3 separate regions of the Homo sapiens genome follow, and all the other regions are linked to region 1. Evidence: read pairs that join two places in POLR2A ChIA-PET (ENCODE). Cell type or tissue: GM12878. All regions are shown on one strand. Links, peaks and the distances in the headings refer to the core of each region. The heading gives the core; the rest is flanking DNA.

The links. ChIA-PET counts read pairs that join two places held together with the same protein. Peaks named below come from ENCODE experiments on the same cell type or tissue, not always from the same donor. Only the 100,000 strongest peaks of a DNase experiment are listed, where the experiment ranks them.
Region 2: POLR2A ChIA-PET joins it to region 1 with 11 read pairs; 9 of 35 experiments call an interaction of 5 or more read pairs at or near these places.
Region 3: POLR2A ChIA-PET joins it to region 1 with 14 read pairs; 9 of 35 experiments call an interaction of 5 or more read pairs at or near these places.

Annotation. Positions count from the first base shown.
Region 1 is chr16:81,746,513-81,757,642 of GRCh38, reverse strand. LOC105369213 (a long non-coding RNA gene) reads right to left here. Exons shown (of 4, transcript NR_189584.1): 3 at 1,677-1,773. It also overlaps a transcript of PLCG2 not described here. Among named protein-coding and RNA genes, the nearest start is that of PLCG2, 27 kb to the left of the region's middle. RefSeq lists enhancers at 4,361-4,968, 4,969-5,577, 8,742-8,811 and a silencer at 10,317-10,509. In GM12878, for the core only: a CTCF peak has its summit at 8,643; DNase peaks (open chromatin) are centred at 5,202, 8,547 and 8,951; H3K4me3 peaks cover 1,395 bases; H3K27ac peaks cover 3,098 bases.
Region 2 is chr16:81,813,013-81,824,142 of GRCh38, reverse strand. All of the region lies in intron 2 of PLCG2 (phospholipase C gamma 2), which reads right to left. Among named protein-coding and RNA genes, the nearest start is that of PLCG2, 39 kb to the right of the region's middle. RefSeq lists enhancers at 628-827, 938-1,107, 1,808-1,957, 6,743-6,792, 8,776-8,825 and 2 more. In GM12878, for the core only: no CTCF peak of the experiment used is centred there; DNase peaks (open chromatin) are centred at 6,082, 7,252 and 8,462; H3K4me3 peaks cover 5,340 bases; H3K27ac peaks cover 8,000 bases.
Region 3 is chr16:81,800,877-81,811,315 of GRCh38, reverse strand. The region is part of intron 2 of PLCG2 (phospholipase C gamma 2); the gene reads right to left. Among named protein-coding and RNA genes, the nearest start is that of PLCG2, 27 kb to the right of the region's middle. RefSeq lists enhancers at 1-270, 361-450, 951-1,070, 2,431-2,540, 2,831-2,890 and 2 more. In GM12878, for the core only: no CTCF peak of the experiment used is centred there; DNase peaks (open chromatin) are centred at 235, 820, 2,175 and 6,814; H3K4me3 peaks cover 4,995 bases; H3K27ac peaks cover 7,541 bases.

The sequences.
Region 1 (11,130 bases), core at 1,768-9,767:
AAATGTAAAAAATAGGAAGTGCTGGAGGAAAATGTGAAACAACAGCTTTTTTTCTTTTTTCTTGTCTTTTTTCTTTTTTGAGACAGAGTCTCACTCTGTCACCCAGGCTGGAGTACAGTGGCGCTTTCTCGGCTCTTCTGCACCTCTGTCTCCTGGATTCAAGCGATTCTCTTGCCTCAGCCTCCCAAGTAGCTGGGATTACAGCCACCTGCCACCGCGCCCGGCTAATGTTTATATTTTTAGTAGAGACGGGGTTTCACCATCTTGGCCAGGCTGGTCACTAAACAGCTTTTTTTTCTATGAGGCTTTTACTCTTTTGTTTTTTTGTTTGTTTGGGGGTTTTGTGTGTTTTGTTTCCAGGGCCTAGCAGAAAATTGGAGCCCAGAAAATGGGTGGGTGGATGGATGAATGGATGAATGATTGGATAAAGAGATGATTGAATGATCGGATGGGTGGATGAGTGGGTGGATGGAATTTCCAATGTGGTCCCTCCTAGAGCTCCCTTTTTCCTTTGACTCACCCAAAAGTAAAAGAGATGCAACTATTCCAAAATGATTGTCTTTTCAAAACTCTTCATTCCAGCAGCATCTGAGCTCAGGCAAACAACCACTCACCAAGATACAGAGTCACTACACTTCCTACCACATTTCCTCTCCTTTGCCCAAAGTAGCAGCAAGTAGGAACCACTGGAATCCCATACACAATTTCTAAAAACAGGCGTAGAGGCGCGGTGTGTGTGTTCCAGGCCTGTGCCCCAGGCTGTGGGGCTCTCAAGACAGATCAGACTCGGAACAAACTGCTGAAGAAGCAGGATAAGGCAGCAAGCTCACTGAAGAGCCAGGCTGTGCAGTAGACACATCTAGGCTCAAACGCAGCTTTGTTGTTTGGGCAACTCACTGTCTCTCTGGGCTCTCAGCTCCTTATCTGTAAAACAGTGCCAATAACACCCGCCTCACGAAGTCCACGCCTCTTCAACACCAGTATTAATGAGGGGTTCACTTGGGACCTGGTACCTCTCACTTAGCTTCCTTCTTTCCCCCACCACCTCTGTGCCTGGCCTCCCCTGTCCTGAGACACTGTATGGTGTGGTCACCTTCATAAGCTCTGGTTTCAGATGACCTGGATTGAGTACAGGCTTGGCTCCTCCACTGTGTGACCTTGGGCAACATACTTAACCTCTCTCTGCCTCCGTTCCCTCATCTGTAAAATGGGGTTAATAATAATAGCTGCCGTATAAGATAGCAGTTTGTTCTGAGGATTAAAGGAGATAAATCTTACAGATCGCTGAGGTCAGTGACTGGCATATACTATGCACTCAGTGAATACTGACAATAATAGCCCGGCATAGCAGCATACTCCTACAGGAAGCCCTATCTGAAAGGCGGTAGGGGGCAGTGGCCACTTGCCAGTTGGCCTTGCAGGGGAAATGTGGCCCATCCATTGGGCCTCCCCGACGGTTCCTGGGCTTAGCAGCCCTATTTGATCTTGCGGAATAATGACAATTCTACTACCCTGCTTTATGGCCATCCTATCTGTGGCTTTGAACAGGAAGCCGTCTTTCCTCCCAGACACACTGGTGCCTTTCCTGTTCTCCATGGAAACAGGCCAGGCTCGGTGCTGCTGACTGGCCTGGAGTCAGGGTTTGGTCGAGGACAGATTGGAGGCCATGTGCTTACCTGGGGGCAGCAGGGAAAGGACCGTCTTCCAGATGGACTTCGTGGAATGTTCTTTTCCTGACGCCTGGAGCTTGAGTGAGGGGTACCCTCAGAACTTCTGCAGAGATAGTTTCAGAAGCTGATGTTAAAGGAACAGGCTGAGGCTGGGTGCAGTGGCTCACACCTGTAGTCCCAGCACTTTGGGAGGCCGAGGCAGGCGGATCACTTGAGGTCAGGAATTGGAGACTAGCCTGGCCAACATGGTAAAACCCCATCTCTACTAAAAATACAAAAATTAACTGCATGTGGTGGCGGGTGCCTGTAATCCCAGCTACTCGGGACGCTGAGGGACGAGAATCACTTGAACCCAGGAGGCAGAGGTTACAGTGAGCCAAGATCACACCACCCCACTCCAGCTTGGGCGACAGAGTGAAACTCTGTCTCAAAAAATAAGAGAAGCTGACGTTAAAGAAACAGGCTGAAGCCAGGTTTGGTGGCTCACGCTTGTAATCCCAGCACTTTGGGAGGCCGAGGTGGGCAGATCACTAGAGCTCAGAAGTTTGAGACCAGCCTGGGCAACATAGTGACACCTCATCTCTACCAAAAAAAAAAAAAAATACAAAATTAGCCAGGCATGGTGGTGCATGCCTGTAGCCCCAGCTACTTGGGAGACTGAGGCGGGAGGATCACTTGAGCCCAGGAGGTCAAGGCTGCAGTGAGCCACGATGACGGCACCGTACTCCAGCCTGGGTGACAGAGTGAGGCCTTGTCTCAAAAAATATATATATAAATAAAAATAAAAAATAAAGGAACAGGCTTGGGGTGGTTTCCCATTGTCAGCCACCTCTCAGCTCAGCTGGGCTTCTCTTCCCTGCTTGCTAAGACTGAACTCATCTTTTATCTCATCTGATGCCTACCACAATAGCAGAGGAAGTGAGGATTTCCAGACCCATTTGACAGATCAGGCAATGGGGGCTCAGAGAGGGTAAGCAATTTGCCTAAGGACACACAGCTGGTTCTTCCTCTGCCAATGTTCTCTCACTTTGCACCATTCCCTTTTTGATGACCTTTGTGGGAGTCACTGCTTCTGATCCAGAATCAGATTATTCTTTAAAATAAAAGATAATAATGATAACTAAAGTTTGAATACCTACAATGTAGCAGGCATTTCCTACACATTATTCCATTCAATCTTCATAGCATATTTTATTAAATATCCCAGAGCAGTTATTGGTGTCCCTTTTGGGGATCCCTCCCACACATACTTCAGACAGGCCTTTGACATTGCTAGGGAGACACGTGAGGTTCCCACTAGTGAGCTCTGCCATGGGGCCCCACAGTCATTCATTCACTAAAGCAAGTATTGAGCACCTACACCTTACCAGGTCCTTGACAAACTGTGAAGTGCTGTGCACTGCTTTGTGAATTTCCAAGTGGATCACCACCCAGCTTGGTACAAGGTATAGGCAAAAGGAAATGGAAAGGAGATGGGAAAGGAGGGGAATGAGGTGAGGAGGGGTGGAAATGAGGTGGTGGGGAGGAGGTGGGGAGGAGGTGGGGAGGGGTGGGGAGGAGGTGGGGAGGGGAGGGGAGGAGGTGGGGAGGGGTGGGGAGGAGGTGGGGAGGGGAGGGGAGGAGGTGGGGATGGGCGGGAAGGAGGTGACAGGGGAAGGAGGTGGGGGAGGCGAGGGAAGGAGGTGGGGAGGGGAGGGAATGAGATGGGGAGGGAAGGGAAGGAGGTGGGGATGGGTGGAGAAGGGCAGAGTTTCCCCAGGAAGCTTCTCCATCCCCTCTCAACTCAGGTGGAGGTGGAGACGGAGATGGAGATGGAGGCGGCAAACCTAGAAGTGGGTCCCTAGAACCTGTGTCACTGGGTCAACCCTGAGGGATAGTTACCAAGGAGCGAAGTCCTTTCAGGCCTGGCCTGGACTTTCCTCCTAGAATCTTCTCCCCGGGGGTGGGCCTGTGATGGCGGCCAGGCCAGGCAAGAGAAGACACAGGGCAGCGCCTCACACAGGCTCAGCCTCCACCCAAGGTGGGACCATCTAGCCCAACCATGGAGCCCTGGCTGTTGGCCCAGGGATGGGGGAGTCTCACCTCCGCAGCCACTTCCCACTCCCCAGGCCCTCTCCCAGCCCTCCAGCTGCTTCTCCTGGAGATAAAACGGCTGAGCTCCCTTCATATTTTCCCCATCCTACAGTCATGGCTGTGGCATCTGCATTAGTGGCTGTGGCATCTGTCACCTCCTGGTTCCCTCATCCCCTCCCAAAAGTCAGCACTGCTGGGTGCAGTGGCTCATGCCTGTAATCCCAGTACTTTGGGAGGCCAAGGCAGGGAGATCACTTGAGGCCAGGTCAGCCTGGCCAACATGGTGAAACCCTTCTCTACTGAAAATACAAAAATTAGCTGGGCGTGGTAATGTGCGCCTATAATCCCAGCTACTAATGAGGCTGATACAGGAGAATCGCTTGAACCTGGGAGGTGGAGGCATCAGTGAGCCAAGATACAACTACTGCACTCCAGCTTGGGCAACAGAGTGAGACTCCATCTCAAAAAAAAAAAAAATTAAATTAAATGGTCAAAATGGTAAATTTTATATTATACATATTTAACCAGAATACAAAAAAAAAAAAAAAAAAAAAAAACCTGCCAGGACTTTAACACAATGCTGAACTTGGCATAACCCACCAATGACCAATGTGGATGTTTTACCAAATTGGCTCAATGGGGCTGTGAGTGGGAAAACTAAAGCTCGTGCTGTGTGGACCTGAGCTTGGTTGCACCTGCCACAGGTGGGAAGCCAGGCTGAGGTGGCGGGGAGAGGCAGGGCCGAGGGGGTGTGGAAGGGTGCGAGGCCGGGAGCAGAGCTGAGCTGCCACTGGCCATCCTCAGCAGAAGCTGGTGGGGCACCCTGGACAGCTCAGACTGAGCCACAGGCACTAGCTAATAGTAGCTCATACCATTATTAAGCACTTGCTGTGTACCAGGAATTTCTACAGACCTTCGAAGTACCGTGGTTGGTCTCCACTACACAGATGAGGAAACTGAGGCCCAAAGGAGAAAAGCAGCCTGCCCAAAGCCCCGAGTTGACAGGTGGCAGTGCAAGGCCTGGAGCCACGTCTTTCATAGCTGTCCTCTCCCTGCTGGCAGCTCTGCCCCCAACAGCCACTCACCGGGGAGGTGCCCAGTGCTAGGCTGGAGCTTCCAGCACTGGCCCTCACTTCCCTGGGCACCCTGAGGGCCCTGGCCGTGCAAGGAGTGGGCCTCGTCTACAGTCACGTCCTTCATGGAAGTTGCTGGAAGCAGATGCAGCCCAGGCCAAGCCTCAGGGTCAGTGATTCTGTTCTGGCTGGGGAGGGGGAGCTAAGGGGACCACCTCTCCCAGCCCCTCCTTTGGGGGCTCACAGAGACCTCAGATGGAAGCTGAAGTGGACTCTTGCTCTCCTGCCCTCAGCCGAGGGGCTGAGCCACTCCGGGAGGGTTTTTGGAGGCCTGCTCCGCCCCCAGCTGCTATTAGTGCTGCCACGGCCAGCCGCCTCCACCCCAGGAAAAAGAGGAAGTGGTCAGAAGCCAGCAAGAGAGAGCCTTAAAAGAGGACGTGTCCCAACCCTCACAGTCCCCTCCCTGTCAGGCAGAGTGGAGGAGCTGGCCGGGTACTTCTCAGAGCTGGCCGGGTGCTTCTTGGAACCTTCCACCTGGGGAAGCTGGAACCTGCTTTCACCCCACAATGATATTCTAAAAACACCCTAGAATTGTGAGGGCCTCCAGGCTTCCAGCATCAGGGAACTCTGAGACGCAGTGTTGGGGAACAGTGGGAGCTCCCAGCTCAGCACCCAGCACTCAGCAGGCTCATAGTTCATACGTGATAGACGGGGCCTACATCACAGTGAAGAGTTGCAGGTTCAAATCCTAGCTCTTTTATATATATTATATACATATATTATATTTTTTTTATATTTATTTTTTGAGATAGACTCTTGCTTTGTTGGCCAGGCTGGAGTGCAGTGGCACAATCTCGGCTCACTGCAACCTCCGCCTCCCAGGCTCAAGCAAATCTCCCACCTCAGCCTCCCGAGTAGCTAAGATTACAGACGCCTGCCACCATATCCACCTAATGTTTATATTTTTAGTAGAGACAAGATTTCACCATGGTGGCCAGGCTGCTCTTGAACTCCTGACCTCAGGTGATCCACCCACCGTGACTTCCCAAAGGGCTAGGATTACAGCTGTGAGCCACTGCACCCGGACTCTTTTACATATTTATAGGGTAAAAAGTGACATTATGATCTATGAATACAACGTGGAATAATTAAAGCTAGTTAACATATCCATCACCTCAAACACTTAACTTTTTTGTGATGAGACTGTTTGAATTTACTCTCTTAGCAATTTTGAAATGTACCATACTCTATTATTAATGACATTTACCACGCCATACAATAGGTCTCAAAAAAAACCCATATTCCTCCTATCTGAGATTTTGTATGCTTTGACCACCATCTCCCCATTTCCCGTCCTCGAGCCTCTGTAACCACCATTCTACTCTCTGCTTCTATGAGTTTGACTGTTTTAGATTCCACATATAAGTGAGAACATGTGACACTTGTCTTTCTGGGCCTGGCTTATTTCACTTAGCATAATGTTCTCCATCTTTATCCATGTTGTCGCAAATGACAGAATTTCCCTGGCCATCAATCTCTAGTTCCAGGCTGGAGGCAGTGGCTCATGCCTGTAATCCCAGCACTATGGGAGGCTGAGGCAGGTGGATCACCTGAGGTCAGGAGTTTGAGACCAGCCTGGCCAACATAGTGAAACCCCATCTCTACTAAACATACTAAAATTAGCTGGGCATGGTGGAATGCACCTGTAATACCAGCTACTGAGGAGGCTGAGGCAGGAGAATCACTTAAACCCTGGAGGTGGAGGTTGTAGTGAGCCAAGATTGCACTACCGTACTCCAGTCTGGACAACAAGAGTGAAACTCTGTTTGAAAAAAAAAAAAAAAAAAAAAAAAAAGCTGGGTGCGGTGGCTCACGCCTGTAATCCCAGCACTTTGGGAGGCTGAGGTGGGTGGATCTTGAGGTCAGGAGATCGAGACCAACCTGGCTAACATGTTGAAACCCCATCTCTACTAAAAATACAAAAAATTAGCCAGGTGCAGGTGTGGTGGCAGGCGCCTGTAGTCCCAAGTACTCGGGAGGCTGAGGCAGGAGAATGGCATGAACCCGGGAGGCGGAGCTTGCAGTGAGCCGAGATCGCGCCACTGCACTCCAGCCTGGGCAAAAGAGGGAGACTCTATCTCAAAAAAAAAAAAAAAAAAAAAATCTCCAGTCCCCATTCTGCTTTTTAAATGCTGAATAGTAGTCCATTGTAAATATGTGGCACGTTTTCTTTATGCATTAATCTGTTGATGGACATTTAGGTTGATTCCATAACTCAGCTATTATGAATGATGCTGCAATGAACCTGACAGTGCAGACATCTTTCAACAAACTGATTTCAAATCTTTTGGGTAAATATCCAGAAGTGGGATTGCTGTGCTGGATTTTTTTTTTTTTTTTTTTTGAGACAGAGTCTCACTCTATCACCACCCAGGCTGGAGTGCAGTGGTGAGATCTCAGCTCACTGCAATCTTCCCCTCCCAGGTTCAAGGGATTCTTCTGTCTCAACCTCCTGAGTAGCTAGGATTACGGATGCCCGCCACCATGTCCAGCTAATTTTTGTTGTTGTTGTTGTATTTTTAGCAGAGATGGAATTTCACCATGTTGGCCAAGCTGGTCTTGAACTCCTGGCCTGAGGTGATCTGTCCGCCTTGTTCTCCCAAAGTGCTGGGATTACAGGCATGAGCCACCACACCCAGCCAAATTGCTGGATCTTATACATTGTTTTCTATGTTTGCTAAAACATAGATACCTCTATGTGTTTTTAACTTTTTTTTTTTCACAATGGGATCATATTATTCTACTGTTGTTTTTACTTAACGGTATATTGCAGATCTCTTTCTAGGTCAGCAAATCCAGCCAGCTTTCTTTTTCTCAACCATGGTACCTTGCATTCCGCCGCGTAGATGGATTACACTTAAGTGAAGCAGCTGTCCATTGAGGGACATCTCAGCTCTTTCTAGGTTTGTGTCTTTGCTTCATAAGCAATGCATCTTTGGACATGTATCCTTGAACAGTGGGGTGAGTATATCCACAGGGAAAGATAAATCATTTGCTGTGTAAATGCTGGACACATACCAAAACAATTTTGACAGAAACACCAAATTGCCCTCCAAATACTTCATTGCTTGAATTGGTAACACTCATCTATTTCTTTAAATTTATTTAATGAAGGCCAGGCACAGTGGCTCACGCCTGTCATTCCAGCAGTTTGGGAGGCCAAGGCGGATGGATCACTTGAGGTCAGGAGTTTGAGACAAGCCTGGCCAACATGGTAAAACCTCGTCTCTACTAAAAATACACATAATTAGCTGGGCTTGGTGGCAGGCGCCTGTAATCCCAGCTACTCAGGAGGCTGAGGCAGGAGAATTGCTTGAACCCAGGAGGCAGAGGTTGCCAGGAGCCAAGATCACACCACTGCACTCCGGCCTGGATGACAGAGTGAATGAGACTCCATCGCAAAAAAATAAAAAATAAAATATAATTTATTTAATGAAAAAGTTTAGTTTGTTTAAGGCATATAATTTGACAAAAATCAATCAAGTGATTTTTTAAAATCTACATCTTCAGGGATTATAGAGATGTTAAAAAGCAACCCAGATGGGTTCAGAGAACAGGATCTTTGGCTGAGTTAGCTCCTACCTTCCCAAATAAACCACCCAACCAGTAGTGTGAGAACATGTAAATCAAACCCTGGTTTGGCTGCCCGGCATCCTAGACTGCTGTTTCCTGACTGAGGGGCCCCCTTGTGAAAGTCGCAGTGGAAAGGAGCTTTAGTGAGCACCACAGCCTGGAAGTAAACCTCACCCACATCTTCCACCCTGAGCTCTCTCCTGCCACCCCCCGCCACAGGCCTCAGTGCCTGGAGAGGTCCCCTGCAGGAGGGAAGGAGCCAGGTACAGTCATAGTCAAGACTGTTTCAATCCCAGCTCTGCCAGCATCTCACCGAGCCTCTCTGAGCCTCAATTTTCCTAATCTGTCAAATGTGCCCGATAAAACCTAACTGGTTCACAGGGTTGTAATGAGGATAAGATGTGGAAACAGATATGAAAGTCACTGGCTTTCCTTCCTTCTGTTTGGGTTTACCATCAAGTCTACAAATGGGGAATAGGAGATCCGAGTCTGGGGTTTTCTGACCACAAGTGCTTTCCCAGAAACAGTCTTCTTTGAAGTTATTTTTTTGCAATTTGAATAGTTTATACAGGCACATGGCATGCCATTCAAAAGGTCTCAAGGGGTAAGTGCAAGAAGTCCCCTGTTTACCCCTAATGTCCCCTCCCCCAAACCAGTTCTCCTCTCCGAGACATCCTTAGTCACCTCTTTCTTGTGTCTCCTTTCAGACTCAGTCTTTGAGCATTTCCACAAAAATGCAGCATTCTGCATACTCTGCTCTGCACCTTTCTTTTTTCATTTTTTTTTTTTTAATTTTTTAAGTTTGAGACAAAGTCTCACTCTGTCACCCAGGCTAGAGTACAGTGGCACCATCTCGACTTACTGCAACTTCCACCTTCCAGGTTCAAGCAATTCTCATGCCTCAGCCTCCTGAGTAGCTGGGATTATACGCATGTGCCACCAAGCCCAGCTAAATTTTGTATTTTTAGTAGAGATGGAGTTTCACCATGTTGGCCAGGCTATCTCAAACTAAGGGCCTTGGCCGGGTGCGGTGGCGCAGGCTTGCAATCCCAGCACTTTGGGAGGTCGAGGTGGGCGGATCATCTGAGGTCAGGAGTTCAAGACCAGCCTGGCCAATATGGGGCCACCCTGTTTCTACTAAAAATACAAAAATTAGCTGAGTGTGCTTGCAGGTGCCTGTAATCCCAGCTACTTGGGAGGCCGAGGCAGGAGAATCACTTGAACCTGGGACGCAGAGGTTGCAGTGACCCAAGATCACGCTACTGCACTCCAGCCTGGGTGATTCCATCTCAAAAAAAAATGGAAAGAAAAAAAGTCATTCATTTAACAGTCATGTCTCTAGTCTACTGTAATCTAAAACAGTCCGCCAGTCCATATTGTCTTTTATGACACTGACATTTTTGAGTGTCCAGGCATTTTGCAAATCTCTCTTAACTTGAATTTCTGTTTCTTTCCTCATAATAGATTTAGGTTAAACATTTTTTTGCAAGAATATTATATAGATGATGTTGCACCTTATTATTTTAAATGGCTGCATGGTATTCCAGTATATGGATACATCACAATTGATGTAACTCATCCTCTATCCACAGATGTGTAGATGACTTCCAATCATTTATTTAAAAAACAATACTACCATTAATAATATTATTATTATTTCAGACAGAGTCTTCCTCTGTCGCCCAGGCTGGAGTGCAGGGGCACAATCTCACCTCACTGCAACCTCCACCTCCCGGGTTCAAGGAATTCTTGTGCCTCAGTGTCCCGTGTAGCTGGGACTACAGGCACCCACCATCACGCCAGGCTAGTTTCTGTATTTTTAGTAAAGATGGGGTTTCAACATGTTGGCCAGGCTGGTCTCAAACACCTAACCTCAAGTGATCTGCCCGCCTCAGCCTCCCAAAGTGCTGGGCTTACAGGTGTGAGCCACCGCGCCCAGTCCCATTAATATTCTTAAACTTTTGTCATTTTGAAAATCTTGGAGTATGTCTGCAGGAGAAATTCCTAGAGGGGGAATCACTGAAGCTGCACATATATGCCTTTGTAATTTTGAAAGCTATTGCCAAATTACTCTTTATAGAGGATAAACCCATTAATACTATCGCTAGTACTGTTTGAGAATGCTTGACCCAGAAGCTTGTCATATGCTTTTAACTTTCATCTCACTGTGTCCTGGCTAGCAAGGTGGTTGGTGTACCTTTGCTGAATCCCTTTATGTGACAAGATTTCCTTAAGTTTTTGCCTATGAATTTTGGCTGGAATTTAATGAAATTACAACTCCCAAAATATGACAAAGTCCCCCGTGCTCTCCTGGAGCAGAATTCATACTCCTGGTTACAAAGCACATCTGTTTGCTTTGTAGGCTCCACTGGTTCCAAGAGAAGAGGGCAATGAAGGTGTGTCAGGCACTGTACCAGTTACCTGATTGACGTTATCAAGCCTGAGAAGTGGGAATTATTAATATGCCCACTTTACAGATGCTTGGGAGGTTAAACTGCCTGTTTACTCAAGTTCGACGGAGAAATAATCAATGCAGACATGAATGGCATCACAGAAGTGTATATTGCTCTTATTCTCTGCCTCCTTGGGTGTTAGGGTTGGAGATTGACAAAACGAAATCCTACACTTAAATTCAAAATCCAAAAGTTGTTCATCCCCTCCCGGCGCTGGGGTGAGAGCCC
Region 2 (11,130 bases), core at 2,648-10,647, 66 kb before region 1:
AGAGAGAAAGAGAGGGAGGGAGGGAGGGAAGGAGGGAAAGAAAGGAAAGGACAGGACAGGACAGGACAGGACAGGACAGGACAGGACAGGACAGGAAAGGAAAGGAAAGGAAAGGAAAGGAAAGGAAAGGAAAGGAAAAAGAAAAAGAAACAGAAAAAGAAGGAAAAGAAGGAAGGAAGGAAAGGGAAAGGGAAAGGAGGAAGGGAGGAAGGAAGGAAGAAAGGATGGAAGGAAAGGAAGGAAGGGAGGAAAGAAAAGAAGGAAGAAAAAAGAAAAGAAAAGAAGGAAGGAAAAAAAAGAAAAGAAAAGAATTGTCTGGGTGCAGTGGTTCATGCCTGGAATCCCAGCACTTTGGGACACCGAGGTCAGGGGATTGCTTGAGGCCAGGAATTCAAGGCCAGCCTGGGCAACATAGAGAGACCCTGTCTCTACAGGGAAAAAAAAAAAAAATTAGCTGGGCATGGTGGTGCACATCTGTAGTCTCAGCTACTTGAGAGACTGAGGCGGGAAGATCGCTTGAGCCCAGGAGTTTGAGGCTACAGTGAGCTATGATCACACTACTGCCCTCCAGCCTGGGCGACAGAGCCAGATCCTGTCTCTTAAAAGTAAATAAACAAGAAAACAGTCATCTTAAAGCCTTCAACACAAATCCAAGCTAGACAGGAAGGGGCTCACTTCAGAGATCAGACAGTGCAGCCCCTACCCCCACTCAATCTTCACCTGGACTCTCATGGGGCGAGGGGTGGGGAGCAGCATTTCAGGGACTGGCCAGACAGGAAGCCTGGCCTCTGCGAGCAAGCAGCTCACTTCTGCGTTTCTGTCGAGAGAGGAAGCCTCTCTGCTGCAGCTGCCCCGGCCACAGGGGCTCACCAGAGGCCTGACTGCAGAGATCCAGTCTCGAGGTAAAGCCCCGGGGAAGCCAGACCTCCCCTAGGCTGAACTGAAAACAATCCATCCAGATCAGAAGGGAAGAAACATAAAAATGACCATAAGGCGCCATCATCCAAGAGGCCACTTTCCTGTGAAACCACAGCCAACATAGGCCTCGCCTGCTTTATAAGTGCCCTACGGCTGCTGCACCAATTACTGCAAACTCAGTGGCTTAAAGCAACACACATTTATCAGCTTTCAGCTCCTAGGTCAAAACCAGTCTCACTGGGCTAAAACCAAGGTGTCGGCAGCACTGGCTCCTTCTGGAGGCTCCGAGGGAAAACCTGCTTCCTGGCCATTTTCACCTTGCAGTGGCCGCCTGCAATCGTGGCCGTGTGGCCTCTTCCTCTGCCTTTGAAGCACATCATTCCAACCTCTGTTGCCATCATCTTGCCATTGTCTTCTACTCACTCTGATCTCCTGCCTTTTTCTTTTTTTTTTTTTTTTTTTTGAGATGGAGTCTCGCTCTTGTCTCCCAGGCTGGAGTGCAGCGGCATGAACTCGGTTCACTCACTACAACCTTCACCTCCCGGGTTCAAGCGATTCTCCTGCCTCAGCCTTCTGAGTAGCTGGGATTACAGGTACACGCCACCATGCCCAGTTAATTTTTGCACTTTTAGTGGAGACGGGGTTTCGCCATATTGGCCAGGCTGGTCTCGAACTGCTGACCTCAGGTGATCCACCCGCCTCGGCCTCCCAAAGTGCTGGGATTACAGGCATGAGCCACTGCCCCCAGCCCCGCCTTTTTCTTAAAAGGACCCTGTGAACACACTGGATCCACCTGGGTAACCCAGAATACTCTCCCATCTCAACCTTCTTCACTTAATTTCATCTGCAAGGTCCTCTTTACCAAGTAACATGACATACCCACAGGTTCCGGGGAGCAGGACATGGACATCTCTGGGGGCCATCAATCATGCTTACCACCTATGCCGACCCTTCAACACCCTGTCCACTGATCTGCAGAGGAGGAGAGTATTATTTCAAAGACAGTTTTGGAACATCTTCCCAGGAAAGCCAAATCTCAATCCCCCACACCCCACCACAATTGACAAAGCTAAGAGAAATTGATAACAAGCTCTAGGGCAAGCACAGAGGATAAAATTGAAAAAGGAAGAAAAAAAAGACACTCCCTATTTGCAGCATCTCTGCAGCGTAAGGGTGCTTTGCATACACACTGGAGAGTCTAGTCTCATCTTCCCTAGTTAACACAGGAAAAGAGAAGGCTCAGCGAAGTTAAGGAATTTGCCCAAAATCACACAGCCTGCAAATGGTGGATCTGGGATGGAACCCCAGGCCTGTCTGGCTCTCTCTTTGTGCTGCTCTGGAAAAAAAAAAAAACATCTTGGATCTGTCTGAGATTATTTGAGAGGGGAGGGGTCCCCAAAAGTTGTTTGCAGTAAAACCTTTTCTTTTGGGTAGGAAGTTATGCAAAGCATTTGCCACTGCCCCCAGTTGCTTGGCAAGTTAGCGGAGAAAGATCTATTTTGGGGCTCTGCGCTCCACTGATCTGTTCACCACCCGCTGCTTATACATTTTTTTCTACAGAGGCCACTTCCTGAGGCTTAAATGGGTTGGTCAGCCCAGCAAGACCAAGCCTGGCTCAGAGCAGCACACAAGGCAACAAGTAGGGCCAGCACTGAGCAGCCAGGAGCCCCCAGGACCCACCTCAAAAGGAAAACCACCCATCTTAGAAGAGGCAACGGCTGCCTGTCAGCCGATCACCAAGACACACAGCATTCGAGCCCTCGAGGAAGGCAACAGCCACCGAGGCTGCCCAACTACACATGTACATTTGTATTATTTCATTCATTCACTCATATTATTCAAGAGCCCCAAACTGGAAATACCTCCAGTATTCACCACTATGCCTTGGGGTGGTTTGTTACACAGCAAGAGACAACAATCCATTATTATTACTATGATATTTAGCATCTGCTATGTGCCAGGCATTATTCTAATCACTCACATGTTAACTCACTGAATCCCCACAACAATCTGATAAAGCGGGTAATGTGGCCAGGCACGGCGGCTCACGCACGCCTGTAATCCCAGCACTTTGGGAGGCCGAGGCGGGCAGATCATTTGACATCAGGAGTTCTAGACCAGCCTAGCCAACATGATGAGACCCTGTCTCTACTAAAAATACAAAAATTAGCCAGGCATGATGGTGTGCACCTGTAATCCCAGCTACTCAGGAGGCTGAGGTGGGCGGATCATTTGACGTCAGGAGTTCTAGACCAGCCTAGCCAACATGATGAGGCCCCCATCTCTACTAAAAACACAAAAATTAGCCAGGCATGATGGTGTGCACCTGTAATCCCACCTACTCAGGAGGCTGAGGTGGGCGGATCATTTGACGTCAGGAGTTCTAGACTAGCCTAGCCAACATGATGAGACCCTGCCTCTACTAAAAATACAAAAATTAGCCAGGCATGATGGTGTGCACCTGTAATCCCAGCTACTCAGGAGGCTGAGGTGGGAGGATTGCTTGAACCTGGGAGGCGGAAGCTGCAGTGGGCCAAGATTGCGCCACTGCACTCCAGCCTGGGTAATAGAGTGAGACTCTGTCTCAAAAAAAAAAAAATTGGGTAATGTTTCCCCATTATACAGAGGGGAAAACTGATATGCCCAAGATCTCCCATGAGGAGAATGGGGGAGTAGGCAGTGGTATATTCGGTCACTGGAATGCTGCTCAGCAACAGAAAAGGAAAAACTACTGACACTAGCAACAACATGGGTGAACCTTGAGAACATCACACAAAAGAAGTCGAATGCAAAACACAGTCTACTGTTTCATTCCATGTTTATGAAATTCTAAAACCAAGGAAAAATCCTGGATGACTCAAAGTAGGTTGGGGTGGCCTGGGGCAGGGAGTGTGCATGCTGGGGAGGGTGGGGGGCTGCAGACTGCAGAGGGAAGTGAGGGAACCCTCTCTCCTGCGATGGAAGGTGTTCTGTGTCTCAATTAGGGTGGTGGTTACACATGTCTACACATGTGTCAAAATGCATCAAACTGTGTACTTAAAATGAGTGCCTTTTATTGTATATAAATTAAATATGAAATAAAGTTCATTTTAAAAAGTTCTTAAAATATGAAGCACAACTTCCATTACCTAAAAGATCATAATCCTTAAAGATGAAATAGGACATCTTCACAGAAAAGCAACCAGATCCTAGTTTGGGTCCAGTGCTCCCTGGAGGGTAGTCAATGGGAGATATTTTTCTTTTGTGTTTGTCTATCTTTTCCAAAGGTTCTAGAATGAATCTGCATTTCTCTGATAATGGAAAATAAGACCTACTAAATGTAATTTTTAAAACTGAGCTAGGGCTAGGCACAGTGGCTCACAGCTGTAATCCCAGCACTTTGGGAGGCTGAGGCGGGCAGATCACAAGGTCAGGAGTTCGAGACCAGCCTGGCCAACATGGTGAAACCCCCATCTCTGCTAAAAATACAAAAATTAGCCAGGCATGGTGGTGGGTACCTGTAATCCCAGCTGCTCAGGAGGCTGAGGCAGGATATTCGCTTGAAACCAGAAGGCGGAGGTTGCAGTGAGCCGAGATAGCGCCACCGCACTACAGCCTGGGCGAAAGAGCGAAGCTTGGTCTCAAAAAATAATAATAATAATAAATACATAAATAACTGAGCTGGGATAGAGTCCAGCCTTCCAGAGGTGGCTGGGAAGATCTCACACCTCAGGGCAGGGTGAAAAGCAGTGGGCGAGGAGCCAGGAGGTCCACCCAGCTAAGCCTCAGGCTTCCTGGGTGCCCCAAGCCAAATCCTTGACTTCTCCAAGCCTGGCTGCACAAGGGGATTCGCAGGAGCTCCCTCGCCTCACAGGGTTGGTACCAGATGAAGCCTCAGAAATGAGCTCTGAAAATGGATATGAGGCAGTGTTGTCACTCCACACCTGGGAATCCAACACCCCCAGGATGTCCTGACTCTGCCCAGCCATCTGACTCTGGAAAGAACACAAACCATCCTCCACCCACCACATCCATCTCTAGAAGCAGCCCGGCACCCAACAAGGTCTTTGTCTTCCATGCTCAAGCACCGCCAACCTCCACTGAACCCCACAGTCAGGCCGACCAGAATGTGGATCTGAACTCTGCCATGCCCCGCTGTGTAGACTTGAGCAAGTCACTGGACCTCTCTGAGCCTCAGCTTCCTCTGCAAATTGAAGGAGTTACACCTGCCTCATGGTGGGCCTAGAAGGATGAAATAAGATGACAGTGTTGGAAATACCCTAAGTTCTCACTAAAAAGCTGTATTTATTTTTGTGATTCAAAGAGCCCCACCACAGTAAAAAAAAAAAAAAAAAAAAAAAATCCATGAGCCCACACTAGCTTATGGAAAAGGAATCAAATCCCCCTATTCATATTCTACCTAAATACCAGTTCTCATGAGGCTGCCCTCCACACTCCTCCCTTATGCCAGAGTGACAGGCTCAGCAGCCCTCAGTTTCCATGGAAACTCATGACAAGGGGCATCATGATGGAAGTTATTTCAGCCATTTCCTGCTGCCCACAGTGCCAACAAGGCTTGCTGCTGCAGAGAAAAGGTATGCCCGGCTAGTTGGCTCTGTCCTGGCTATTGTTCAGGCCACTGAAGCCTCCAGAAACACAGCCCCCACCAAGCAGATAATTCCTGAAGCTCAGGCCTTCGGAGCTCCATTTCCGTGCAGCCGATGAGTATCCCCAAGATGCAAGCAGAGGAAGAATGGCATTCACCCATGCAGACAGCATCTATGGTCTACCTGGTATGTGCTAGTCATCATGCATGACACAGGAACAATGAATGGAACAAACAGCCCCCTTTCAAAGAGCTGACAGTCTGAGAAAGAGAGACATTAAATGCCCACATAAATATAAATAACCACCATATGACAATGCTCCCAAAGAGAAGAGCACGATGGAATGAGAGACTAATGGGATGTCCTCCAGAGGGGCAGGAAGTGAGGAGCTGACTGAGCCACAGACTTGATCAGGCAGAAAGGACCTCACCAGTGAGGAAACTGAGGCACAGAGGGCCGAAGCAATCCTAACGGGAGTAAGAGCTTAACACACTAGCTGGCTGAATACTCACGAGAGCCCTGTAAAGTAGGTGTTGTAATTCTCACTTCACAGATCAGGGGACACGAGCCGACAGAGAGGAAGTGACCGAGCCCAGGCCACATGAAAGGAAGGAACAGAGAGTAGATGACAACCAGGTCTCTCTAATCTTGCCCCTTCCCTCCCAGAATCTGTCTTCTCCTTTGGGTCTTTGCTCTCAACCCCAAGTGTTCACTTAACCCCCTTCTCCCCGAAACAGTAAGGAACGTGAGAACATGTTCATAAGCACAGGGAGCTTGTCTCATTTTTGCCTACCCTGGCCTGGGCCTGACATGTAATAACTTATCAATAAATGTGTTAAGTGAAAGAATCACAACCGAGTGCAGGGGCTTATGCCTGTAACCCCAGCTCTCTGAGAGGCCAAGGGCATGGGGGTCGCTTGAGTCTGGGAGTTTTAGACCAGCCTGGGCAACACAGTGAGACCCTATCTCTACTTGAAATTTTAAAAATAAATAGATAAAATAAAATAATCACAAGGTACCCTCTGATGTTCTACATACATCTTTGTCATCTTCTGGAAGGCCAGGTGCAGTTTGAGGGCTCTTGTTTTATCACTTGTGTTTACTGAAGCTGTAGCAACACCAAACACAGCTGACAAAAGGCGTTTAAAACCACCCTAGTGCCTTGCGCAGCACCCCTCAAGACGATGCACTCCAGCGTGCGCAACAAAAGCGAAACTCCTTCTCAAAAATAATAATAGTAATATCAACATCTAAAACAGCTTTCTGTTTTTAGTGGAAGATAGGTGCTTCACACGCACTAATTCATTTTACCTTCACAACTGCCTCACGGCACAGGTACTAATATTATTCCCATTTTATACATGGGGGATGGATGCATAGTCCTTCTCCACCTAGAGGATTCTTCCCATCGGATCTCGGCCTAAATATCAGCTCCTCAGAGAGGCCTTTTCTGACCACCCATCATGTGCGCTCTTCCTGTCCCTTGTGCTGACTTCGCTTGTAAAGAGAGGGCTTTGTCTTCACCTCCCTGTTTACCATCCGTCTCTCCCCACCAGCCTTCAAAACTCACAAGAAGGACACTGTGATGGTTGTGCCTCTATTTCCCCAGCATCTAACGCATCCAGTGCCCGTCACCTTCTGGGCAATAAATGGGTAACTGTGCAATGGGCATAGGAAAAAAAGCCCAGCTCAGAGAAGACTCTAGACCAGCTAGAAAGAGGCAGAACCGGATGTGGCCCCAGGTGCCTGAGTGTTTTCCCACTAATGATAACAGCGCAACCGCACTTTCAGTTCTTGCTTCTGGACATCAGGACCTTGGGAGTAAGTCATAATTTCTGGCTGGGCACCGTGGCTAATGCCTGTAATCCCAGCATTTTGGGAGGCTGAAATGCGAGGACTGCTTTAGCCCAGGAGTTTAAGACCAGCCTAGACAACATAGTGAGATCCCACCTCTACTAAAAAAAAAAAAAAAAAAAAAAAAAAAAAATTAAAATTAGCTGGGCATGGTGGTGCATGCCTGTAGTCCCAGCTACTTGTGAGGCTGAGGGAGGAGGATCATTTGAGCCCAGGAGGTCAAGGCAGTAGTTGAGCTGTGATTGCACCATGGCACTCCAACCTGGGCAACAGAATGAGACCGTGTCTCAAAAAAAAAAAATTATAATGAGGGAAAAGGTCTCCTTCTCAGACTTGCCAGGTCACCCTTTTCATGGTCCCAAAATAGGATATGCCAGATAGTTCAGTATCTGAAGCCTAATTTATTTGTTTTTTGAGACAGGGCCTTACTCTGTTGCCCAGGCTGGAGTGTAGTGGCACGATTTGGACTCACTGTAACTTCCATCTCCCAGGTTCAAGCAATTCTCCCACCTCTGCCTCCCAAGTAGCTGGGATTACAGGCATGTGCTGCCACACCCAGCTAATTTTTATATTTTTAGTAGAGGCAGAGTTTCACCATATTGGCCAGGCTGGTCTCGAACTCCTGACCTCAAGTGATCCTCCTGCCTCAGCCTCCCAAAGTGCTGGGATTACCGGCATAAGCCATCGTGCCTGTCCGTGAAGGCACATTTTTTTTTTTTTTTAAAGATGAAGTCATGCTCTGTCACCCAGGCTGAAGTGCAGTGGCACAATCTCGGCTCACCGCAACCTCCACCTCCCGGGTTCAAGCAATTCTCTTGCCTCAGCCTCCTGAGTAGCCAGGATTACAGGCGCAAGTCACCATGCCTGGCTAATTTTTGTATTTTTAGTAAAAAACGGGGTTTCACAATGTTGGCCGGGCTGGTCTCGAACTCCTGACCTCAAGTGATCCGCCCACCTTGGCCTCCCAAAGTGCTGGGATTACAGGCGTGAGCCACTGTGTCTGGTCATTTAAGACTGCTCAATTATAGCGCACTTAAGACCTACAAAGGTTTCCACCAAGAAGACCGCGAGAATCGAAGAAGCCACCACCTGCATGGGAACTGGAAAAAATCAGGCAGGATTTTCCCATGCTCAGACTCCCAGCAGCTGAAGAGGGACTTGTGTTCTGAGTGGCTTTTGAGCCCCCATGGCCTCTGAAAGGGCCAGGAGAACTTCAGAACAACAGGCTGAGTAGTCAACAGAGCCCAGGCAGGGCAGGCTGAAGAAGAAAACAGCCCCCAACCATGGCAGTGTTAAAGATGCAAATGAGGAAGCCTCTAGGGGGTGGTCTCTCAGCCCCTGCAGTTTCCCGCTGGAAAGACAGGGTCCCTGGGATACACTCTAAGACTGTATCTTCACCTCTGGGAATCAGAGGCTCAGCTACACAGAAGGATCTCACTGTGTTGTGTGGCTGCCAACCTGCTGAGGCTGAGACCCCTTGGTGAGGACTGGGAGACCCATGCTCTAGCCTGGGCCCACCAGGGAGAGCTGGGAACCCCCTCCCTTCACTGTCCAGTAAGGCCCCATATGCAATAAAACCTCCTCCCTTCGCATAACCACCCTCTGCATGAAGAGGCGTTCCAGAGCGTCATATCACAGGTGCTTCATTTTAAGCCTAAATTCCCCAATTATCATTCCTTCCATAACTCAGGAAAAAAAGGAAATGTTTAAAAGTTAACTTCAGCAACTCTGGTTTTGCCTTGGAAGATTTGTCAGGCTGGAACAGCCACTGGAACAAGCAGTCCTGATAATAATAAAAGTAACTTCTTATCGCCACCATCTCCAGCAGCTGACGTTTAGTCAGCACTTACTCTAGACAAACCCTGTGCTACAAACCTAATGTGTATTGGCTCATTTAATCTTTATCCCAACTCTATGGGGAGAGGATCATCATAATCCCCACTGCAGAGACAAAGAAACTAAGGTTCAGAGAGGTTAACTCCCTGTGGTCACACAGCAAGGGAACAGTGAGACAGGACAAAAGCCTTGGGTCCTTGCTCTCCATTCTGCCTGTGCTTCATGTCCCCCAGGGTGTCTTTTTTTTTTCTTTTGAGACAGAGTCTCGTACTGTTGCCCAGGCTGGAGTGCAGTGGCATGATCTTGGTTCACTGCAACCTCCACCTCCCGGGTTCAAGTGATTCTCCTGCCTCAGCCTCCCGAGTAGCTAGGATTACAGGCACATGCCACCATGCCTGGCTAATTTTCGTATTGTTTTAGTAGAGATGGGATTTCACCATTTTGGCCAGGCTGGTCTCGAACTCCTGACCTCATGTGATCTGCCCGCCTCAATCTCCACAAGTGCTGGGATTACAGGCATGAGCCACTGCACTCAGTCCCCATGGGTACCTTTCAATCCAATCCCGGCTACACCCCACCTCGCAGATCCTCCACTCCTAAACATTCTGACCCCAGACTATATCTCTGCCCCTGTCTCAGCTCCTGAAGCACTGCTAAAACAGGCAGGTCCCCTGAGAAGACCTTATTACCTATTGAGGAGAACAGTGAAATAACCAGAAAACAAGCAAAAAGACAGCCTATCCTTCAGACCCGGTACCATTCCCCTCCGCTGTATCTTAAGACATTTATATCCTAGCCCCAAAGTTTGGCACTAACACACAGACCCCAGCCTGGGTTCCCAGCCCCTTATCCTCTCTCCTTATGGAGGGCAGCCTTCTAATATCCAAGTACCAGACCTGCCTTCTAGATCACTCAACACACCCAAGGTCAAGGCTCAGAGAGATGCCCCTGAATACCATGGTCTCCATCTCTGGTGGATTCACGATAGCCACAAACTTCTTCCCATCAACAGGTAGAATCTATTTCCCTTCCCTGTGTCAGGGCTGGCCTTGTGACTTCCTTTTAACACAGCAAAAGCTTCAGGCTTCTGCTTTCTGTCCCTTGGAAGCCATCACAGAGAAGACTAGCTACTATGAGACCACCATGCTGTAAGGAAGCCCAAACTAGCCACAGAACAGGGAGAGACGCTGCACAAAGGAACACTGGTGGCCCAGAAAGCTGCCTGGGAACTTCCAGCCTGGCCATCCAATGAATATATTCAGGTAAGGGACTCCAGGCAACACCAAGTGAGACAGAACAGCAAATCCACTGACTGAGCTCTGCCCAAATTCCTGACCCACAGAATTGTTGTTTTAAGCTCCTGTGTTTTTACACTGTTATAGAAAAATCTCCTTCAGCTGATAAGCAATTTCAGCAGAGTCTCAGGATACAAAATCAATGTGCAAAAATCACAACCATTTCTACACCATGACAGACAAACACAGAGCTAAATCATGAGTGAACTCCCATTCACAATTGCTACTAAGAGAATAAAATACCTAGGAATACAACTTACAAGGGATGTGAAGGACCTCTTCAAAGAGAACTACAAACAACTGCTCAAGGAAATAAGAGAGGACACAAATAAATGAAAAAAGATTCCATGCTCATGGACAGGAAGCATCAATATGGTGAAAATGGCCATACTGCCCAAAGTAATTTATAGATTCAATGCTATTCCCATCAAGCTATCATTGACTTTCTTCACAGAATTAGAAACTACTTTAAATTTCATATGGAACCAAAAAAGAGACCACATAACCAAGACAACCCTAAGCAGAAAGAACAAGCTGCAGGCATCATGCTACCTGACTTCAAACTATACTACAAGGCTATGGTCAACAAAACAGCATGGTACTGGTACCAAAATAGATATACAGACCATTGCAACAGAACA
Region 3 (10,439 bases), core at 1-8,000, 55 kb before region 1:
GAGCACTAACCTAAAGGTTTTACATACCCGATCTCTAGTCTTTACACCCACACACGAGGAAGGTACCACCGGTGTGCCCATTTGACAGATGCAGACACTGAGACCCAAGGAGGGAGTCACACAGACAGAATGGGAGACTCAGGAGGCAAGCCCAGGCTTGTTCAACCCCAACACTGCTGTCATACGTGGTGCCATATGACCTTCCCCAGCACACTGAACACCTCAGGGTCATTCCAGGAAGTGCACACTCATGTCCCTCTGGTACACAGGTTAAATGTGGCCTTAGACCACAAAGCACAGCCACTAGGGCCAGGAAGGCCACTGTTAGATCAGTTTCGCTGCTGTTCCCTGGGCTGCTTCTCAGGTGCATAACCTCCCTTGGTGCCTCTTAGAGAGGGAAGCAAAAGTTACCTTCATTTTCGTTATAAATATAGTCATGTACAAAATTATTTGATCAATGTTGTGCTTGCCTCTCCCACTAAACAATAAGGTCGATGAAATTAAAGACCCTGTCTCCTTCTATCAGAACTCAATACAGTGCTTTGCCCTGAGCAAATGATCCATAGATAGTCACTGAATAAATCAATAACAGGAAGAATGAATTAATGAGAAATAAATGCACTTTGCTCAGGGCCATTTTAAAGAGCAACATCACCAGCAAAAAATAAAAAGAAAGAAATTGCAGAAAATAAGGCACTAAGTGGACGGCAGAAAGGACACCTGTTTGCAAAAAGAAAGCTAAAACAGGAAGGCAGAGTGTCATCTTGTTTGACCTCAGCAGGGCATGTGTGAATGGGTGACCCAAATTTTTCACCAGTCTGCATCACCAAGAATGACCACAGAAGGGCCAGAACTACTGGTTTGCAGGTTGCAAATAAGTTGGAGCAGAAAGGCAAATTCACCAATACTGATGCTGCAAATAACGAAGGCCAAGCATAGATGCTGAGAGAAAAACGGTCTCTTATGAGGCTGCTCATGGCCACGTTACGTGTTCTATAGACTAGAGTCGTCTGGGATAGGAGAGAAGCATGGGCTGGGCACGGTGGCTCACACCGTAATCCCAGCACTTCGGAAGGCTGAGGCATGCCACGAGAATCAAGAGATAGAAACCATCCTGGCCAAGATGGTGAAACCCCATCTCTACTAAAAATACAAAATTAGCTGGGCGTGGTGGTGAGTGCCTGTAGTCCCACCTACTCAGGAGGCTGAGGCAGGAGAATCACTTGAACCCAGGAGGAGGAGGTTGCAGTGAGCTGAGATCACGCCACTGAACTCCAGCCTGGTGACACAGGTAGGCTCCATCTCAAAAAAAAGAAAAAAAAAAGGAGAGAACCATGGTGGCAGACAAAGACTGGCAGAAAGATGAAGAGAGCATGGGAAAGGCATTGCATCTTGGATGCTGTGAGCTACACAGTATGCATCTCAGCCACACGTTCCAGTAAATTCTCTTTTTTTGCTTGAGCTGGTTTCTGACCCCACCCCCCGCCCCGGCCAAAAAATCCTGACTCTGCTGAGGGCAGCAATAACTGGGACATCAGACACTCCCTCTAGAATCAGGACAGAAGTGACAAGGCTAGCCAATCAGGGGCAAGAGGAGAAAGACACATGCATAGGCACACACAGGCTCACACACCGCAGGGAACAGAGAAAACAGCAAGTCCCAGGGTGGCCCAAGTCTGGTCCATGTGTTTCCTGACACAGGGTCTAAGTGGGTCTCTGTCTTCATCTGGGTTCCCCCAGAAACAGACTCTGAGGCAAGGATGTACATACAAGGAGTTTATTTGGGGGCTATCCCAGGAATCACTGCAAGGGGAATGGGGTGGTGGACAGGGAAGGAAGCGCAGCAAATAAAGGCTGTGTCATCAAGCTTATTATTCCTGTGAGTAAATAGAGCCGAAGTCCATTGGGGAAGCCTGGGAGTCAGTGCAGAACAAGCCAGGAGTGTCCTGACTGAGGGTGAGGGAGCTGGGGTATTGATCTGCCGATTCCCCACCCAGCCATGCCACCCCTGGAGGCACTAACACCCCAGCACTCCCAGCCTATCCTGCACCACAGGCTAGCAGAAGCCCTCAGGCATAGTCACAGGTGTTTCCAGCAAGTGGCTTGTGGTGTGCAGAGGTGTGTGCTGAGGGGATAAGGTCAGGCCAAGAGTGTCTGCAACAGTTTCAGTTCCCTGCCACAAAAGCAACAAGTCCAAGTCACCATGCTCAGAGAGACCAGGCCTGGCTTAGCACAGGTTCCCACTCTCTCATGAGCTACTCAGAACACACACCCACACTCCTTCCTCACCCCTAGAATAGGAGTATTATATTTTAGAGGACAATGCCTGGTAGACACCACCAACCTCACAGGCAGCAACCTTCATCAGGCAGGTCCAATAGGCCACAAACTACACCAAGCTCATGTCTCCCCTGATCTCATGGGAGCCCCTCCAGCATGCTCTGATAAGCCCCATTTTGCATAGGGGGAAACAGAGGCCAGGCCCACAGAGGCTATGGAGCTTGCTCAAGATTGCACAGTGGTGGCCAGGTGAGGTGGCTCACGCCTGTAATCCCAGCACTTTGGGAGGCAGAGGCAGGTGGATCACAAGGTCAGGAGATCGAGACCATCCTGGCTAACACAGTGAAACCCCATCTCTACTAAAAATAGAAAAAATTAGCCAGGCGTGGTGGCGGGCACCTGTAGTCCCAGCTACTCAGGAGGCTGAGACAGGAGAATGGCTTGAATCTGGGAGGCGGAGGTTGTAGCGAGCCGAGATCATGCCACCGCACTCCAGCCTGGGCGACAGAGGGAGACTCCATCTCAAAAATAAAATAAAATAAAATAAAATAAAAAGATTGCACAGTGGTAGGTGGCAGAGCTGAGACTCAAACTCAGTGCTGTGGGCTTGGGGCCACACAGCCTCTCCAGTACAGTCTCTCAGGACCCTCCTCCCTCTCTCTCTAAAAGGGTGCCCTGGACATTCTGACCTCAGGACACTGGGGATTCACTTCTTTGGAACTTAAGGGGAGGGGTTTGCCTCCAAAACAGCCAACAGGCCTTGGCAAATGCAAAACAGTGTAGCCCCGTTGGAAAACAGGCTGGTGGTGCCTCAAAAGGTTAAATGTAGTCACAAATGCTTAAATGAATGGTTACTGCATGGCCCAGCAATTCCACTCCTAGGTGTACACCCAAGAGAAAGGAAAACACATCTACACAAAATCCTGCATATGAATGTTCACAGCAGCACTATTCATAATAGCCAAAAGGTAGAAACAACCTAATATTGTTTGCATATCTGTCTCCGCAGCAGTCTCATGTTGAATTGTAACCCTCAGTACTGGAGGTGGGGTCTGGTGGAAGGTGACTGGATCATGGGGATGAATTGCTCATTAACGGTTTTGCACCATCTCTTGGTGCTGTCCTTGCAATATTCAGTGAGTTCTTGAGAGATCTGGCTGTTGAAAAGTATGTGGCACCTCCCTCCCTCTCTCTCTTGCTCCTGCTTTCTCCATGTCACATGCCAGCCCCGCCTTCACCTTCCACCATGATTGTAAGCTTCCTGGGGCCCCTCCAGCCATGCTGAACTGTGAGTCAATTAAACCTCTTTCCTTTTTATATTACCCAGTCTTTGGTAGCTCTTTATAGCCGTGAGAACAGACTAATACAGTGACCCTGGGCTATGCCTCAATGTTCTCATCTGTAAAATGGAAATAATGCGTATTGAACACATACAGTTGTGGAATTAAGTAAGCAATAATACAGGGAAAGCTCTTAGAGCTGTAACAGGTACATAAACATATACTACATAAATGTCAGCTCTTATGGTGGCGTTAGTGACAGTGATGACAATGATGACGATGTGGGGGCTTGATGGGCTTCCTGCCTTGTATGAAGCTGAAAAAATGCTTCAGCCTGAAACCAGCTCTTCCTTTGCAACTTGGATCTCAGATCCAGAAGGCAGAGCCCAGGATCTGAGAAGCCCATCCTCCTCAGTGCCCTCCTCGCAGAGATGCACACTGCCCCAATCCCTCAAGCCTGCAGAAGGGTTACCAAGGCACCCTGCCCTTTCTTGGGTCCCAGAGCTGACCTCCCTCTCCTGATGTAGGAGGAGGACACCGCTGGGACAAGACATGGGGAGCTGACCCTGTGAAATCACCACATGAATCACCACGTTCAACAAGATAAGCCTCTGCTGTGAGGTCTCCACTGACCACCTGGAGAAGGAAATGCATTGAACAGACTTGAAACATGACCTAGGAAGCCTTGGCGAGAAGGTAGAATGGACGACTCAGGAGAAAGCCAACCAGAGCAGCCCGAGGGGCCATATCAGTCATCCGTCATCCACTGCAAACTCTCCCATGGCTCCCGGCTCCCTGGAGGAAAAGCTTGAGTGCTATGGAGGCCTCCACAGCCCTGGGTCATGTGACCCCTGCTTCCTCCCCATAACTCTGCCCCCATCACCCTGCTTGGCTGGCTATCCCCAGAACATGCCCCACCTCGAAGGCTTTGTCCTGGCCATTCCTGAAGCCCTCAAAACACTTATCTACACAGCCCACTCCTTCAACTTTTCCAAGCCTTTGCTCAAATGCCAGCTTCTCAGTGAGGCCTTCCATGTCCCCAGCCCCACACCTGGACCCTCATGATCCCCCTTTCAGCATTCTATTTCTTTCCATATATAAAAATTTACTCAGTTACAACTTACAAGACACGAATCACATGTCTGCAGGCTATCCTATGATCATGTAATGGTGCAGACTCCTACTCTCAATGGTCATGAAGCTCCCTGGCCACAAGCTGAGCAGTGCTGCCTGGGTCAAAAGCAACCCCCAAGAAAGGTTCTACTGTGATTACCCAGTAATCTGCAGAAGTACAGCTGGCACTGGATGCTCGGGCCCAGCAATCAGATGTCACACCTAAATCTAGGACAGATGGCAAAGCTGGTAGACACACTTCCACATTTTCAGTCTCTGTGGGAAATTAAAGCTACCTGATCACACACACAGGGAGCACCACTATGATGATCATAGTACCTGCCACATGGAGAATGCCTTTGCTGCTTGGGGACCACGGAAGCAGGTAATGCAAAAGGACAAAAGAGGTATAATCTAGATCTGTGCTATCCAATATGGTAGCCACTAGCCACATGTGGCTTTTGAACACTCAGAATTGAATCTGTCTGAATCAAGATGTGTTATAGGTATAAAACACACACTGGATTTTGAAGACACAGACCAAAAACCAGAATCAAATATCTCGTTAATAATTATATTGCATACATGTTGAAATAATAATGCTTTGGATATACTGAGTTAAATAAAATTTATTAATAAAGTTAGTTTCACCTCTTTTTACCTTTATGAATGTGGCAACTAGAAAACTTTAAACTACACACATGACTGCGTACAGTGGCTCACACCTGTAATCCCAGCTACTCAGGAGGCTGAGCTGGGAGGATCACTTGAGCCCAGGAGTTTGATTCACTTCACCCAGAACAAAATCCCATCTCTATTTAAAAAACAAAACAACAATAACAGCAAAAAAAAAAAAAAACAAAAAAAAAAAAAAACAAAACAAAACACTACTCTCATGGCTGGTATTGGTGACTCACACTGTATTTCCATTGCACAGCAGTGGTCCAGAAGCAGCCAGCTTTGGCTACTGCAGGATGGAGACATGGATGGCAAAGCATTGTGAGTGGGGTGGGGGAAGGGGGTGTGAGGCATCTGTTCAGATCTTTCGCCCACTTTTTAATTGGGTTGTTTTCTTATTGTTGAGCTTTTGTTTTTGGTTTTTTTTGTTGTTTTCTTGCGTTTTGTTTTTTTTTTTTTTTTTTCTGAGATGGAGTCTCGCTCTGTTACCCAGGCTGAAGTGCAGTGGTGCAATCTCTGCTCACTGCAAGCTCCACCTCCTGGGTTAACGCCATTCTCCTGCCTCAGCCTCCTGAGTAGCTGGGACTATAGGCACCCGACACCACACCCGGCTAATTTTTTATATTTTTAGTAGAGACAGAGTTTCACCGTGTTAGTCAGGATGGTCTCGATCTCCTGACCTTGTGATCCATCCACCTTGGCCTCCCAAAGTGCTGGGATTACAGGCATGAGCTACCGAGCCTGGCCTTTTATTGTTGAGTTTTAAGAGTTGCCTATTTTGGATATGGGTCCTTTATCAGCTCTTGTTTCATAAATATTTTCCCCTATCTGTGGCTTGTCTTGTTAACCTCTTAACCTAAAGGTTTTCTGGCACATGGTGATTGGGGAAAAGTGTCTGATGTTGTTCCTCTGAAAACTTTGGTAACCTTGGGCAAATCACTGAAGCTCACTGTACTTAGGAGTAAACCAGGCAAAACTCACAGACAGATTGTAATGACTAGACACTACAAATAAATACCCATACACATGATCACATGGATACATGTGAGCTTGTAGTGCCCAGCACAATACTGACACATGGCAGATGCTCAATACTGCTCCCAAGCTTTCAAGAACACTCTCTCATCCTGGTGCCAGCAGCACTTCCCAATGACATTTCTCCAGGTTCCTCTTAGGAGGTAACTGATTGCCAAAGAGGAGGCAGAGGAGCTCAAAGTGGACAGTTAGGAAGAAGCATTTCCAGGGCTCTGGGAAAACGGTCACCAAATATACACTCCCTGGGCTGAGGCGTTAAACCTTGAAATGATGAAAAGTCTGTGCTATGCTTCACCGCAACATTTGGACAAACATCTACTGAGGGAACTAAGACAGGTTACTAACTTCAAAAAATGGTCCTTTTGTGCCACAAAAAAAGCAGAAGTGATGGTTAAAATGTATGATTCTTGACTCAAGCCAAGAAGCACATCCTTGCCAATCAGTGTCCATGCCCATGTGCTGCAAGCTAACATATCCAGAGTTGCCTCATTCATTTACGCCCTAGTCAGCACCAACCCCATGCCAGAAGACAATGCTGGGGCCCAGAAAAGTTGAAAATAGGACACTGTCTACAGAAAGCCAATGTTTAGAAGGAAATTATTACATCAACTATTTAAGATAGAGCAATGAGCAATCAGGAAAATGCAAATCAGAACCACAATGACATAACACTTCACCTCCACTAGGATGGTGATAACCAAAAAGACAGATACTAACATGTGTTGGCGAGGACATGGGGAAGTTGGAGCCCTCATACATTGCTGGTGGGAAAGTAAATGGTGCAACTGCTTTGGCAAACAGTCTTGGCAATTCCTTAAGTGATTAAACAGTTACAGATAACCTAGAATTCCACTCTTAGGCAAAGAGCCAAGAGAAATGGAAACATGTGTTCACACAAAAACTTGTACATGAATGTCCACCGCAGTATTATTCACAATAACCAAAAAGAGTCCAGGCACGGTGGCTCATACCTGTAATCCCAGCACTCTGGGAGGCAAGGCAGGTGGATCACTTGAGGCCAGGAGTTCAAGACTAGCTTGGCCAACATAGTGAAACCCTGTCTGTATTAAAAATACAAAACTTAGCCAGGTGTGGTGGTACACGCCTGTAATCCCAGCCACTCAGGAGGCTGAGGCACGAGAATCACTTGAATCCAGGAGGTAGAGGATGCAGTGAACCAAAATCGCACCACTGCCCTCCGGCCTGACCGACACAGTGAGACTGTAGAGAGTAAAGAAAGAAAGAAAAGGAAGGAAGGAAGGAAGGGAGGGAGGGAGGGAGGGAGGGAGGGAGGGAAGAAGAAAAGAAAGGAAAAGAAAAGAAAAGAAAAGGAGAAAAGAAAAGAAAGGAAAGGAAAGGAAAGGAAAGGAAGGAAAGAAAGGAAAGAAAGAAAAGAAAGAAAGGAAAGAAAGAACAAAGAAAATGAAAACAGTAACCAAAAAGAGAGAACTACCTAAATGTCCATCAAGTGATGAATGGATAAACAAAATATGGTCTATCCATGCAATGGAATATTAGTCTTAAAAAGGAATGAAGTGTTGATAATATGCTACAATATGAACGAACCTTATGTTAGGCTAAAGAAGTGAGATGCATCCTGGCTAACACAGCAAAACCCCATCTCTACTAAAAATACAAAAAAAATTAGACAGGCGTGGTGGTGGGCACCTGTAGTCCCAGCTACTCAGGAGGCTGAGGCAGGAGAATGGCATGAACCCATGAGGCAGAGCTTGCAGTGAGCCGAGATCATGCCACTGCACTCCAGCCTGGGCGACAGAGTGAGATTCCGTCTCACAAAAAAAAAAAAAAAAAAAAAGTGAAATGCAAAAAGCCATGTATTGTGAGAAATGTCCAGAATAGGAAACTCTGTAAAGGCAAAAAGTAGATTTGTCATTGCCAGGGATGGGGGAAAGTAAAGTAGAGGTGACTGCTAATGTATAGGATTTGGGGGAAATTATGAAACATTCTAAAACTGATTATGATAATGTTGGTACAACTCTGAATATACTAAAAACCACTTAACAGTATACATTAAGGGGTACATTATAGGGTATACAATGTTTTTATCTCAATAAAAGTATTAATTTCTTTTGCACTTTGGGAGGCTGAGGTGGGTGGATCACCTGAGGTCAGGAGTTCGAGACCAGCCTGATCAAAATGATGAAATGCCGTCCCTACTAAAAATACAAAATCAGCTGGGCGTGGTGGCGCATGCCTGTAATCCCAGCTACTTGGGAGGCTGAGGCATGAGAATTGCTTGAACCTGGGAGGCAGAGGTTGTAGTGAGCTGAGATTGCGCCACTGCACTCCAGCCCGGCGACAAGAGTGAAACTCCACTCAGTCTCAAAACAAAAACAAAAAAAGAAAGAAAACAAATCTATAGGTTCCTCATCAAGAGAAGGTGGTAGGTCAAGGTAGCAGTTACACATTCAATATCACATATCTACTAAGCATCTACTGGGAACACTTGGTAGCAAAAGCTGGAAGTACAGACATGAATAAGACTGTACCCACCTGAGGCCGGGCGCGGTGGCTCACGCCTGTAATCCCAGCACTTTGGGAGGCCGAGGCGGGTGGATCACGAGGTCAGGAGATCGAGACCATCCTGGCTAACACGGTGAAACCCCATCTCTACTAAAAATACAAAAAATTAGCTGGGCGCGGTGGCGGGCGCCTGTAATCCCAACTACTGTGGAGGCTGAGGCAAGAGAATGGTGTGAACCCGGGAGGCGGAGCTTGCAGTGAGCCAAGATAGCGCCACTGCACTCTGGCCTGGGCGAAAGAGCGAGATCCGTCTCAAAAAAAAAAAAAAAAAAAAAAAAAAAAAAAAAAAAAAGACTGTACTCACCTGAAGGAGCTAACTTCTAGTTTTTTCATTCCAGACAGAATGTTGGTGGGCACCTCTGCACAGCCACAGATTTTTTGGAAGCCATTTCAAAATGAAATGTTGGCCAGGTGTGATGGCTGATGCCTGTAATCCCAACACTTTGGGAGGCTGAGGTGGGTGGATCACTTGTGGTCAGGAGTTCGAGACCAGCCTGACCAACATAGTGAAACCCCGTCTCTACTAAAAGTACAAAAATTAACCAGGCGTGGTGGTGTACAACTGTAATCCCAGCTACTGGGGAAGCTGAAGCAAGAGAATCGCTTGAACCCTGGAGGCGGAGGTTGCAGTGAGCTGAGATTGTGCCACTGCACTCCAGCCTGGGTGACAAAGCAAGACACCACCTCAAGAAAAAAAAAATTAAAGAAAATAAAAAACAACTATCTAATATCGAAAAAATGGGAGATAGGTTTTTAAAAAATAAGGTAGAATCCTATAGTAATTTCAAACAATAGCGAAGACGTGTTTGCTGGAATCGGGAGTATCATGATTGGAAACAACCTAAATGTCCAGCATTGACAGGACAGATCAATCTATCGTGCTGTACTGTTGAGTGAAATTGCTCATGGATGTTAAAATAAAGCTACATCAACATGGAAAATCTTCACAAGGTCAAGCAAAAACATGCAAGTTGCTTGAGGGATACACACCACGCAGTGTCTTTTATGTAAAGACCTGCAAAACATATTATATGTTAATCATGGATGAAAATTTTTGAAATGGGAATTATAATTATTAAATCATGATACTGATTTCTCTAGGGAGGGAAGGGTACTTATGAGAACTTAACTATATTTTATTTCTTAAAAACAAAAAAGATCCAAAGCAAACATCACAACTCATCTAAGTTGGTTGCGGGGTTGGGGGTTATTTATTCTCAATCGCTACGCTACTGAATTCCCACATGCATAATAGCTTTACTCAAATTGATTATCTTGCAGCTCTGGAGACGAGCAAAAGTCATGAGTCTCATGGGGCTAAAATCAAGGCATCACTGGGACAAGCTTTCTCCAGACCCTCTAGGGGAGAATGAGTTCCTTTGCCTTTTCCAGCTTGCACAAGCCACCTGCATTCCTTGATTCATGGCCCCTTCCTCCATCTTCAGAGCCAGCTGGTGCCATCTTCCAGTCTCACTCTGACTCTGACCCTCCTGCCTCCCTCCTGCAAGG